Regions from separate parts of the Homo sapiens genome. Here regions 1 and 2 are each linked to region 3. Evidence: chromatin contacts called from ENCODE Hi-C data. All regions are on one chromosome and are shown on one strand. Each heading gives the region's core, a stretch centred on a gene start or an enhancer-like site at or near the end of the contact. The rest is flanking DNA. Distances are from core to core; before and after follow the strand shown. Region 1 holds the start of RNASEH1-DT (RNASEH1 divergent transcript). Region 2 holds the start of EIPR1 (EARP complex and GARP complex interacting protein 1). Region 3 holds the start of CMPK2 (cytidine/uridine monophosphate kinase 2).

Evidence for each region. A loop is a pair of places that touch in the nucleus more often than their neighbours do. Pooled maps may share reads with other maps.
Region 1: a loop to region 3 is called in a pooled map, with 9 times the contacts of the local background. The contact joins the promoter of RNASEH1-DT here to the promoter of CMPK2 in region 3. A Hi-C loop is called at or near these places in 3 of 37 single-sample maps with no recorded cell type and 7 of 50 pooled maps.
Region 2: a pooled map shows a loop between it and region 3 (6-fold over the local background). The contact joins the promoter of EIPR1 here to the promoter of CMPK2 in region 3. A Hi-C loop is called at or near these places in 11 of 50 pooled maps.

What each region holds. Positions count from the first base shown.
Region 1 is chr2:3,556,616-3,559,907 of GRCh38, forward strand. It overlaps RNASEH1-DT (RNASEH1 divergent transcript), which reads left to right and starts at 1,771. Exons shown (of 3, transcript NR_038429.1): 1 at 1,771-2,383; 2 at 2,833-3,114. RNASEH1 (ribonuclease H1) reads right to left here and starts at 1,718. Exons shown (of 8, transcript NM_002936.6): 1 at 1,518-1,718; 2 at 174-289. The coding sequence starts at 1,645. RefSeq lists silencers at 1,380-1,479, 1,850-2,169 and an enhancer at 1,570-1,819.
Region 2 is chr2:3,376,002-3,379,169 of GRCh38, forward strand. It overlaps EIPR1 (EARP complex and GARP complex interacting protein 1), which reads right to left and starts at 1,817. Exons shown (of 9, transcript NM_003310.5): 1 at 1,647-1,817. The coding sequence starts at 1,688. RefSeq lists enhancers at 1,321-1,600, 1,621-1,800, 1,821-1,870, 2,142-2,658, 2,659-3,168 and a silencer at 2,041-2,100.
Region 3 is chr2:6,864,298-6,867,329 of GRCh38, forward strand. It overlaps CMPK2 (cytidine/uridine monophosphate kinase 2), which reads right to left and starts at 1,610. Exons shown (of 5, transcript NM_207315.4): 1 at 725-1,610. The coding sequence starts at 1,399. It also overlaps a transcript of RSAD2 not described here. RefSeq lists silencers at 921-1,360, 1,601-1,870 and an enhancer at 1,381-1,600.

The DNA.
Region 1 (3,292 bases), core at 521-3,020, 3.3 Mb before region 3:
AATATGAACCACTATTTGTAACTGCTTTCAGTCTGTTCCCTAATTTGTAAAATGAAAACAATCACACGAGGTTCCCTACATGCCTAGAGGGTAGCTATATAGATCAAATGCCATCTGGCATATGAAAGCCTTTGAATAGGTTAAAATGTCACACTGATATGAGAGGTGACTACCTTCTGAAACTTCCGGGCTTGCAGATTTCCTGACAAAGGCCCAGGCCTCATCCTCTGTGGCAAACTTCTTAAATCTGGCAGCAGGAAACCGGTCCACCTGTGCTCTGCACTCATTCCTGGAAAAGATGTGCAATGTTATTTCCTTCTTCCTTCTCTAACTTATCCCCTTTTTTATTGAGATTCTTAAGGTTGGAAATACAGTTGTCCCTTGGTATCTGAGGGAGACTGATTCCAGGAAGTCCTCCACCCCATCACAGATACCAACATCAGAGGATGCTTAAGTCCTTTGCATAAAATGGTGTATTTGCAAATAACCCACACACATCTTCTTGCATGCTTTAAATCATCTCTAGTTTATAATACCTAATACAATCTATATAGTTGTATTGTCTTTTTATGCGTATTTTAAAACTGTATTCTATTTTAATTTTTTCCAAATATTTTTGATCTATGGTTAGCTGAAACTGAGGATGCAAACTGGATATAGAGGACCAATTTTTGCGTGAAAAGGGCAGAGTCGCACCTTATAGTTTTATCCTGCACGTCAGACTCTACACCTGTGTTCTACTGTATGCCAGCCAGCCAGCACACCAGCACCATAAGGCTTTCGTCAAACTCAAAGCATAACAAAATACTGCGGTCTTTGAAAAAAATATTAACCATTTCTTTACAACAAAAAGGTCAACTTCTGAGATGCTTCTTCCTCAATACTGTAGCTGCCGTGCATGGGGAAACACAGGTAACGAACTTTGGTATCTTGTAGTGGGAAGAGTTCTGGTGGTACAGTCAGAACAGCTGGGCTCAAGTCCTTTCTCTGTCAGTTACATGCCCTGGGAACTTCCTGACCCCAAGAACTATACCTGAAAGTGAGAATAATCCCTCTCACCTCCAAGGGTTGTTACAAGGATCCAACTGCAAATACTGGCTTATTAGAATTTGCCTTTTTTAAAAGGGAAGATTAGGTACTGAGTTCCAATCCCAATTTAGCTGGTACGGAAAGTCTTCTGGTAACGGGGGTTCGTTCTGATTACGTGTCACTTTTTGTTGCACTTTAACTGCAACAAAGATGGAGGATTAAACACAGGGTTTATTAGGCCACCCCTAACCTTTACGCGACGTTTCTGATATTTCAAACAAGTCTTCGGTGCGTTCCAGTCCCAGGCCATGAGCCTCCTGGAACCCCGCCGGCCGAGCAGGAAAACGAGGCGGTCCCCCGACCACCCACAGCCACAGCGCGCGGCACAGACTCGGACCGCCAGGCTCCCGCCGCCGGGGTTAGCCGGGCTCCGGCCTCCCTCGACCCCGATGCCGGCAGGGAGGCGCCTCGGCGGGCGGGCCACTCACCAGGTCAGAAAGACCCCGGTCTTGCGGCCCCTCCTCACGGCATAGAACATCCCGAACCCGCGAGAGCCGCGGCGGCAGGGCAAGGCGGCCAAGGCGACTCTGTGGGCCAGGAACAGAAGCCAGCTCATCGCTCACTCCCGGCACCGGGAAGCATTTCGACTCCCGGCCCAGCGTGGGCGCGAGCCGCCGGCGCTCAACACCGCACTTCCGTCACCGGCGCGGGAAGATGACGCACGTCTGGGCGGAGTCCTGATGAGGGCCGGGGCCTAGGGAGGGGCGGTGTCGTAGGGCGGAGCCCGGAGCTCGGCCCCTGACGAGCCCGAACTCGTCAACTTCCTGTCGGTACTTGAAGAAGCGGAGCCAGGGCTGAGATCCCGAAGGCGGGCGAGGTCTGGGATGGGGCGGGGCCTATGGGAGCGGGGCTGAAGCCCTGGGCCCGGCAGAGGAAGGTCGAGATGGACCATGTTGGGCCCCTTCTCTCCCCGCCCCCAGGCCGCAGTTCGGGGGCCACGCCCCGGCGTGCTCGGGTCACCGCGGGAAGCCCTTGAACCCCCTGGCGCCCGGCACCCACGTGCGGTAACCGCGGCTCCTCGAGAGCTCCAGGGATGCGGATCTACAGTAAGGGCTGTGGCCAGATGAATGAATGCACATTTTTTAGTGGGCAGAAAGATGTTAGAATTCATGAATTAGAATAAGCACAAAGGAGGGCGAGAGGGGAGGCCGTGGAAGCCGCATTCCTCCCCTTGCCTTGGGCGCCCACCCCCGAAGGGGCGCGTCCCCTCCCTGCTCCACTGCACGTGGGTGTTTAACCAGGGGATATCCAGTGCCTCAAGCACCACGACCCGGGAGAAAACTGAGTTGAGAAGGTAACTTTTAGAATTCTCCCCATTTGACCTTTTGCTCTGTAAGCAAATCAAGTAATTTTAAAAGTGTTCATGGGTTGGAGGGGCGTGGTGGCTTACGCCTGTAATCTCAGCACTTTGGGAGGCCAAGGCGGGTGGATCACCAGGTCAGGAGATCGAGACCATCCTGGCCAATATGATGAAACCCTGTCTCTACTAAAAATACAAAAATTAGCCGGGCGTGGTCGCCTGCGCCTGTAATCCCAGCTACTCAGGAGGCTGAAGCAGGAGAGGCGCTCGAACTCGAGAGGTGGAGGTTGCATCTGGGCGACAGAGCGTGATTCCGTCTCAAAAAAAAAAAAAAAGTCTCCATTGGCAAACATTGTTATTCGAATTATTTTTAAACCACTTTTCTTTAATTTTCTTAAGGTCTTCTAACAAGCCTTTTGCACACCTGCCATGTATTTTGTCAGGCCTTGGGGATGAAGGTGAGAAATTCGAGAATCCCCGGAGATAACACATCAGCAAATAGTGCGCAGGCAGAACAAGCTGTTGGAGGTGAGAGACACAGAGCAGAGAAGCACCCGCACCTGGAGAGTCAGGAGGGCCTCACATCAGAACGCCTGAGCAAATACAGTTTTGAAGGATACTAATTTTTTAAAAAGTTCATTCACATGAGTTAGACAAAGAGAAAGAAGCAGGACATTCTAGGAAGAAGGAACGGCCCAGGCAAAAGCGACGCGTACATTGGCGTGGTAAGTTGTGTTCCTCTGTGAAATCGAAGAACATCTTTTTTTTTTTTTTTTTTTTTTTTTAAACAGAGTCTTGCTGTGTCGCCCAGGCTGGAGTGCAGTGGCACGATGCACGATTGGGGCTCACTGCAACCTCCACCTCCCGGGTTCAAGCATTTCTCCTGCCTCAGCCTCCCAAGTA
Region 2 (3,168 bases), core at 567-3,066, 3.5 Mb before region 3:
CGGTGGCTCATGACTATAATCCCAGCACTTTGGGAGGCCAAGGAGGGCAGATCACTTGAGCTCAGGAGTGTGAGACCAGCCTGGGCAACATGGCGAAACCCCATTTCTACAAAGGAAAAAAAAGGAATTTTCTCTCATTATAACAATTAGAACAACAATTATTGAACACACTATGCACCAGGCACTGTTCTACGTGATTCAATTAAGTGTATTAACTCATTTAATTTCATAACAGCCATGAGGTGGGGGGGAGGGAGATGCATATTTTATTGGCAAGGAAACCGAGGCCCAAGGTCACATAGTTAATAAGTGCTAGAGGCAGGATTTAAAACTTAGGTGTCTGGGTGGCATATGTTATTCTACTAACACTGCTGCCTCTCTGACTGTAACCTACTTAAAAACAGACATTGGCCAGGTGCGGTGGCTCACGCCTGTAATCCCAACACTTTGGGAGGCTGAGGCAGGCAGATCACAAGGTCAGGAGTTCAAAACCAGCCAGGCCAAGATGGTGAAACCCCGTATCTACTAAAAATACAAAAATTAGTCGGGCGTGGTGGCGGGTGCCTGTAATCCCAGCTACTTGGGAGGTTGAGGCAGGAGAATCACTTAAACCCGGGAGGCGGAGGTTGCAGTGAGCCGAGGTCACGCCACTGCACTCTAGCCTGGGCAACGGAGCAAGACTCCATCTCAAAAAAAAAAAAAAAAAGCAGACATCATTTATATCTTTAACACATACTGCTGCACAAAATTATGTATCAAGTATTTCATATGGCAGTGAACTGTGTTTCTATCTCTCTATCTGTCCCTCAGTGCTTTAGGCATAACACATTCTCAAAAGCTACTTGAATAGATGAAAACCAGGACAGGGCTCTAACAGGCCCTACACAATCCTCATCTTCCTCCCCCGCTCATCTCATCCCCTACCTCATTCCCCCTGACGCATTTACTCTATCCACGGCAGCTTTCTTGCTGTCCTGAACTACCATGTGCATTGCTTATGCTCTGGGGGCTCATTCGGTTCATAGTCATTTGTTGAACACCTACTATGTGACAGTCATGAAAAGGCACTGGAAAATACAAGGTAAAAAACTAGTGTGAAAACAGTTGAATCCGAAGACAGTCTGTGGTTTACTGAATATTAGTGTACCAATGTTAATTTCTAAGCTGTGATAAATGTACGATGGTTATGTAAAGTGTTAACATTAAGGGAAGCTGGGTGGAGGGTAAAGAAGAACTTTCTATGTATTTTTACAACTCTTCTAAATACTTTAAATTGTTTCAAAATCAAACATTTTTATTTTAAACAACATACAGTTCCTACCTTCAGGAACTCAAATTCTAGAGGAAAAGGTGGGCGTGTAAATAAATGAGTCCACCAAAGTGAGTGATAACTTCCAGGTCAGAAGTCATGTTCGGGACAGGATGTGAAGGGGAAGGAGGCAGGCCGGCTGTGGCCAACCCTGTTATCCAGTACAACCGTTTAACCTCCTAAAGCCTCAGTTTACTTCTCTGCAAAATGGGAACTAGGGAACAGACACGGGTCCTTGCAGGGCTGGTGGGAGATCTGCAAACCGAAGTCACCATGGGACCGCGCATGCTATCAACAGCCAGGCCGAGCAGCACCTGCCGCCCTCCCAGTGACCCACCTGGAACTCCAGCCCGTAGATCACTGGTGCATCGTCCTCCATGCTGCGGGGAAGCGACCCGACCCCGGCCACTCACACGCTAAGGACCTCGCTACGGCCGGCGCGTCCCCACCTCGCGGGCGTGTTCCCAGCGCCCATTCATTCCCTCCCCGCAGCAAACGACTCCAAACTGGAAGTCTTTCTGGCCCAGAACAGCTTCCGTAGTGGCCACTTCCTATTTTTCGGATGTGTCATCAATCTGTTCCTCACCAGCGACCAATGGCAGCGGCGCTGGCTTGTGCGCATGGCCACTTGGGCTCACATCCGGGCTCTCAGCGCGGGGACTCCTGGAGGTGAGAACCCGGCCCAGAGGAAATAAGTTGGTGGGCGGAGCGGGCCGCGGAGGCCGGCTGTGGGTGGAGGCCGGCTCCGAGCGCAGGCCGTCGGGAGCAAGCGGCGATTAGCCTTAGCTAGCCATCGCATCTAAGAATCGCTCACGCCGTAGTTGGGCGCCGCCATGTATTGTCATTTGTATGTACTTGGCGTTCCTGAGCGCTGGGCCAGCGCTTCACACGCACTGCCATAAGGAGCTTCATCCAACCCTATGAATAAGCTGTTACACTTCCATTTTACCGATGAGACGCTGCAAAGTTGAGTAACACAGTCGCAGCGCTCATTGGTCCATTGGGTAGCCAGGATGGGCACCTGAGCTGACTCCCTTAGGTTCGGCCCAAGGTGCCCTAAGTCAGGGCCATGCCTAATGCATTTCTGCAGGTGCCCAGCACTGTGTGGCAAAGAAAGCACTACCAAGGATGGGGTTATGAAAGCCGGCACCGCACCACTGGTGGTCCTGGACTGCATATGCCTCCGAATGGGAGTCGGAAGGGAAGGCCCTGGGGTTCCTAGAGGTCTCCAAAGACTAAAGACTTGTGGTGGAGAGACTGCCCCTCTTTCGCATCCTGCTCAAAGTGCCTGCCCTGGCCTTGGGCCAGCAGAAATGGCATCGCAAGGACTCCAAAATACATCATAGCTGAACCACGCCGCTAGCCTGGTTCCACCGGGGCTTCCAGGACCACGCACCTTTCCTCCATTTCTGTGATTAGCTTTCCCCTCTACCCTTTATTGATCTCCGTGACGGAAATGGTTGGGTCTCGTTTTGCTCAGTTGGGCAAGGCGCGTGGTATTGAGTTAAGGCTGGATGAGTATCTGTTGAGTGTATGAAATTTTAGAGATTACATGAGAAATCAAATGAGCAGGCCGGGCGCGGTGGCTCACGCTTGTAACCCCAGCATTTTGGGAGGCTGAGGAGGGTGGATCACAAGGTCAGTTCGAGACCTGCCTGGCCAACACAGTGAAACCCCGTCTCTACTAAAAATACGAAACTTAGCCCAGCGTGGTGGCACGCGCCTGTAATCCCAGCTACTCGGGAGGCTGAGGCAGGAGAATCGCTTGAACCCGGGAGGCGGAGGTTGCAGTGAACCGAGATCGCGCCACTGCACTCCAGCCTGGGCGACAGAGCCAGAGTCGGTCAAAAAAAAAGAAA
Region 3 (3,032 bases), core at 360-2,859:
TGCCAGAGTTTAAATTTAAATACACGTGGTTGACCTTGCGCTCTTAACTGCTCCACAACGCTGTCCCGTAAGCTTGGAAAATATTCCCAAGATCCATGGGGGCATCCTCAGGGCTCATCTGTGTCACAGGAGGACATCTGCCTAGCCTGCGATCAGAAAGAATTTTCAGTCTCTTTCTGTGGGTACCTGCTGTGAGTCAGATGTTTCCTTAATCAGGACAACATCGCAAGATGGGAATTGTACATGTCAAAGGGCAAAACTTAGAGTAGTTGAGTAACCTGCACAAGGTTCATGGCCAGTCGGTAGGTAAACACTATTTAAGTCTAAATTTCTTAAACCCCCTAAACTCATGCATTTTCTTTTTCACCCCAAGATCCTTGAATGGTGATCATCAGCAAATAAAATTACTTCCCAGCTGACATTATTTTCCCTCACTCCCGGCAGCCCCTTTACTCCCTCTGTACTGCTGTTGGGATGCTTTTACAGCAAGCATCGCGTGGCTTGGTGTAGGTCTATGTTCCACGTCAGGTTGGAAGATCCTTGCAAACAAGAATCTTAAAAGAGTTGCCTGGCATACAGGACACCTTCCCTACCTGATTTGTGAACGGAAATAAACAAACCACCCAGGCAAGAACCGGCTCTACAGACCAGCCTCTTGGTCCAGTTCTCTGGTCTGAAGGGTTCAGATGCCACGCTGGGAGCTGGAAGCGGACAGAACTCTTACCTCCTCCAAAACGGCCCGGGCGGCTTCCCGGTCCGGGAAGACCACGGAACTGGGCAAGTCTGGCACCACCGGGTGCAGCGGGGGCTCCGGGACGGGCACGACCTGTGCGCAGCCCACCTGCAGCCGCCTGCCGTCTTGCACCTCCCAGAGGCGCTGCCACAGCTGGCCGCGCGGGTCGGCCTCGAACTCGCCCAAGTGCGGGCGTGGTGCCTCCTGACAGGCGCCCAGCAGCTCGAGCAGCGCTTGCCGGGTGTCAGGGTCATCCAGGGGGTCGCGCAGCAGGAAGCCTTGCTGTGCGCCGCCGGCCTGGCCGCCCGGGCAGTAGCAGAGCAGCCTGAGCAGCTGGCACCGCTGGAAGGGGCCGCGGCGCAGCTGGTGCAGCAGGCGCTGGTGCAGCCGCGCCGCCCGGACCCGGGCCCCGCAGCCGGCGTCCGGGGTCACGGGCACGCACAGCGAGTAGCTGCGCTCCGGGGGCCCCAGCAGCGCCGCCAGGCGGGGGTCGGGGGCGTCTGCGTCGCCGGGGGCGTCGGCGCCTAGGGCGAAGTGAGCCAGGGTGCAGTCGGGAAGCTCCAGGACGAAGCGGCGCGGCGGAGCCATGGCCCCAGCGCAGACCCCGCGCCGCCCGAGCAGCGGCCCCGACAGTGGCCCGCGCAGGAGCCGGCGGGCGAAGGCCATGGGCGCCTCAGCGACGCCGCCCTCGGCCCCGCCTCGGAAACGAAACCTGGCGGGAGCCAGGCGCCGGCGGGAAACGAAACCCGGAGGGAGCCAGGCGCCAGCGGGAAACGAAAGCGAAGCGTTGCGGGGAAACGAAAGCCGGAGGCCCAGGCGGGGCAGGAGCCCTGGGGCTGGGGCGCCCTTCCGGCCTCTCCTCCTCGCCGCGAGATGTGCGCGATAAACGGCCGGCGCTCGGGAGCAGACGCTTGGCCCCGGGGCCCCAGGTGCGCGGCTCCGCGGGCCTGCGCGGTCCCCAGGCGCCGGCTCCCGGGGCTGACACCGAATGAGGCCCCGCGCCGTCGGCCCCAAGGTAGCTCCGTGTGCGTTCTGCGGGTGGCTGGCGGCCCCGACCCTGGTTTGAGTTCCTCCTCTGCGGCTTATGCCGGGTGCATGGAGGGGGGCGGGGGTGCACGCGCGAGGGACAGAGAAGTCCCTTCCCGGTGTAACGGGCTCTTCAACGCCCACTTGCAGGCGCACTACTGCCCTTGGATGACTGACCAGGCCCTGCAGACCATGGGCTCCCTCCCCGACCTCAACTCCTAGCTCTGACCACGCGTCCCCGCCCCTCTAATCCTGCAGAGCTGCTTTCCTGCGGGAACAGGGCGCAGTTCTGGCTCTTCCCTCTCCTGTATCTTATCTCACCTGTGCACTCACTCACCTGTGCACACACTCACCTTTGCACACACTCACCTGTGCACAAGCTTTTCCCTCTTCTTGGAATTGCCCTCTCCCTTTTGCTGACTCTCCAACTGGGAAGTGTCGCCCAGATTGGCACCTCGAAATCGCCTTTCTTCCACCAAATTGAAGTTTCCTGCACTAAGGTGAAGTGTGTCAGGATAGCACCCTCTGCCTGCCACAGTCCAGCATCAGCACTGTTGCTGCCTAACAGTGTAACTGCCTAACAGTGTAACAGTGTTTGCGCAGTTATTTGGATATTTTATTCTGTGTTTACTCATTAACTGATGCCTTTTAAAAATGATGTCAAGCAAACCAAAAACAAACAAAAAGATAATATTCTCCAGGGAAACTCTCTCAAAAAAATAGAATTGAGACGAAGATTGAAAACATTAGATGAGCTGAAAGCAGTTTTTTTTTTATGTCTTAATAGTATTGGACTTAAACTTGGGATTATATTTAATTCTGAAAAAAAAAGTCTTAACAAACGTGAAATATAGATAGGTGGTTGGAGTGTGGGTTAATAGGCTAAGAAGAAAGAAGAATTAGGAGTTTAAAATTTTTTAGCTCTTTGAGAATAGAATAGTTTTTATTCTTTCTCAGGAATTTCACTTTTGGACATTTAGCATGTACCGGTGGTTTCACGTGTATGTAGTATATGGAAGTAAGAGTCTTCTAGTTACTCCCTTTTCTTCTCTAAGACAGTACTGCATCCTCAAGCCTGCTTGACCTTTTCCCTATGCCATCCACCTCTCTGGATGTATTAGTCTATCCTGGCTGCCATAACAAAATACCACGGACTGGGCCGCCTAAACAATAGAAAATTTGTTTTCTCAAAGTTCAGGTGGCCAGAGAAGCTGGAGATCAAGTTGCCAGCAGGGTTTGCTTTTTCTGAGGCCTCTCTTTCTAGCGTGCAGAC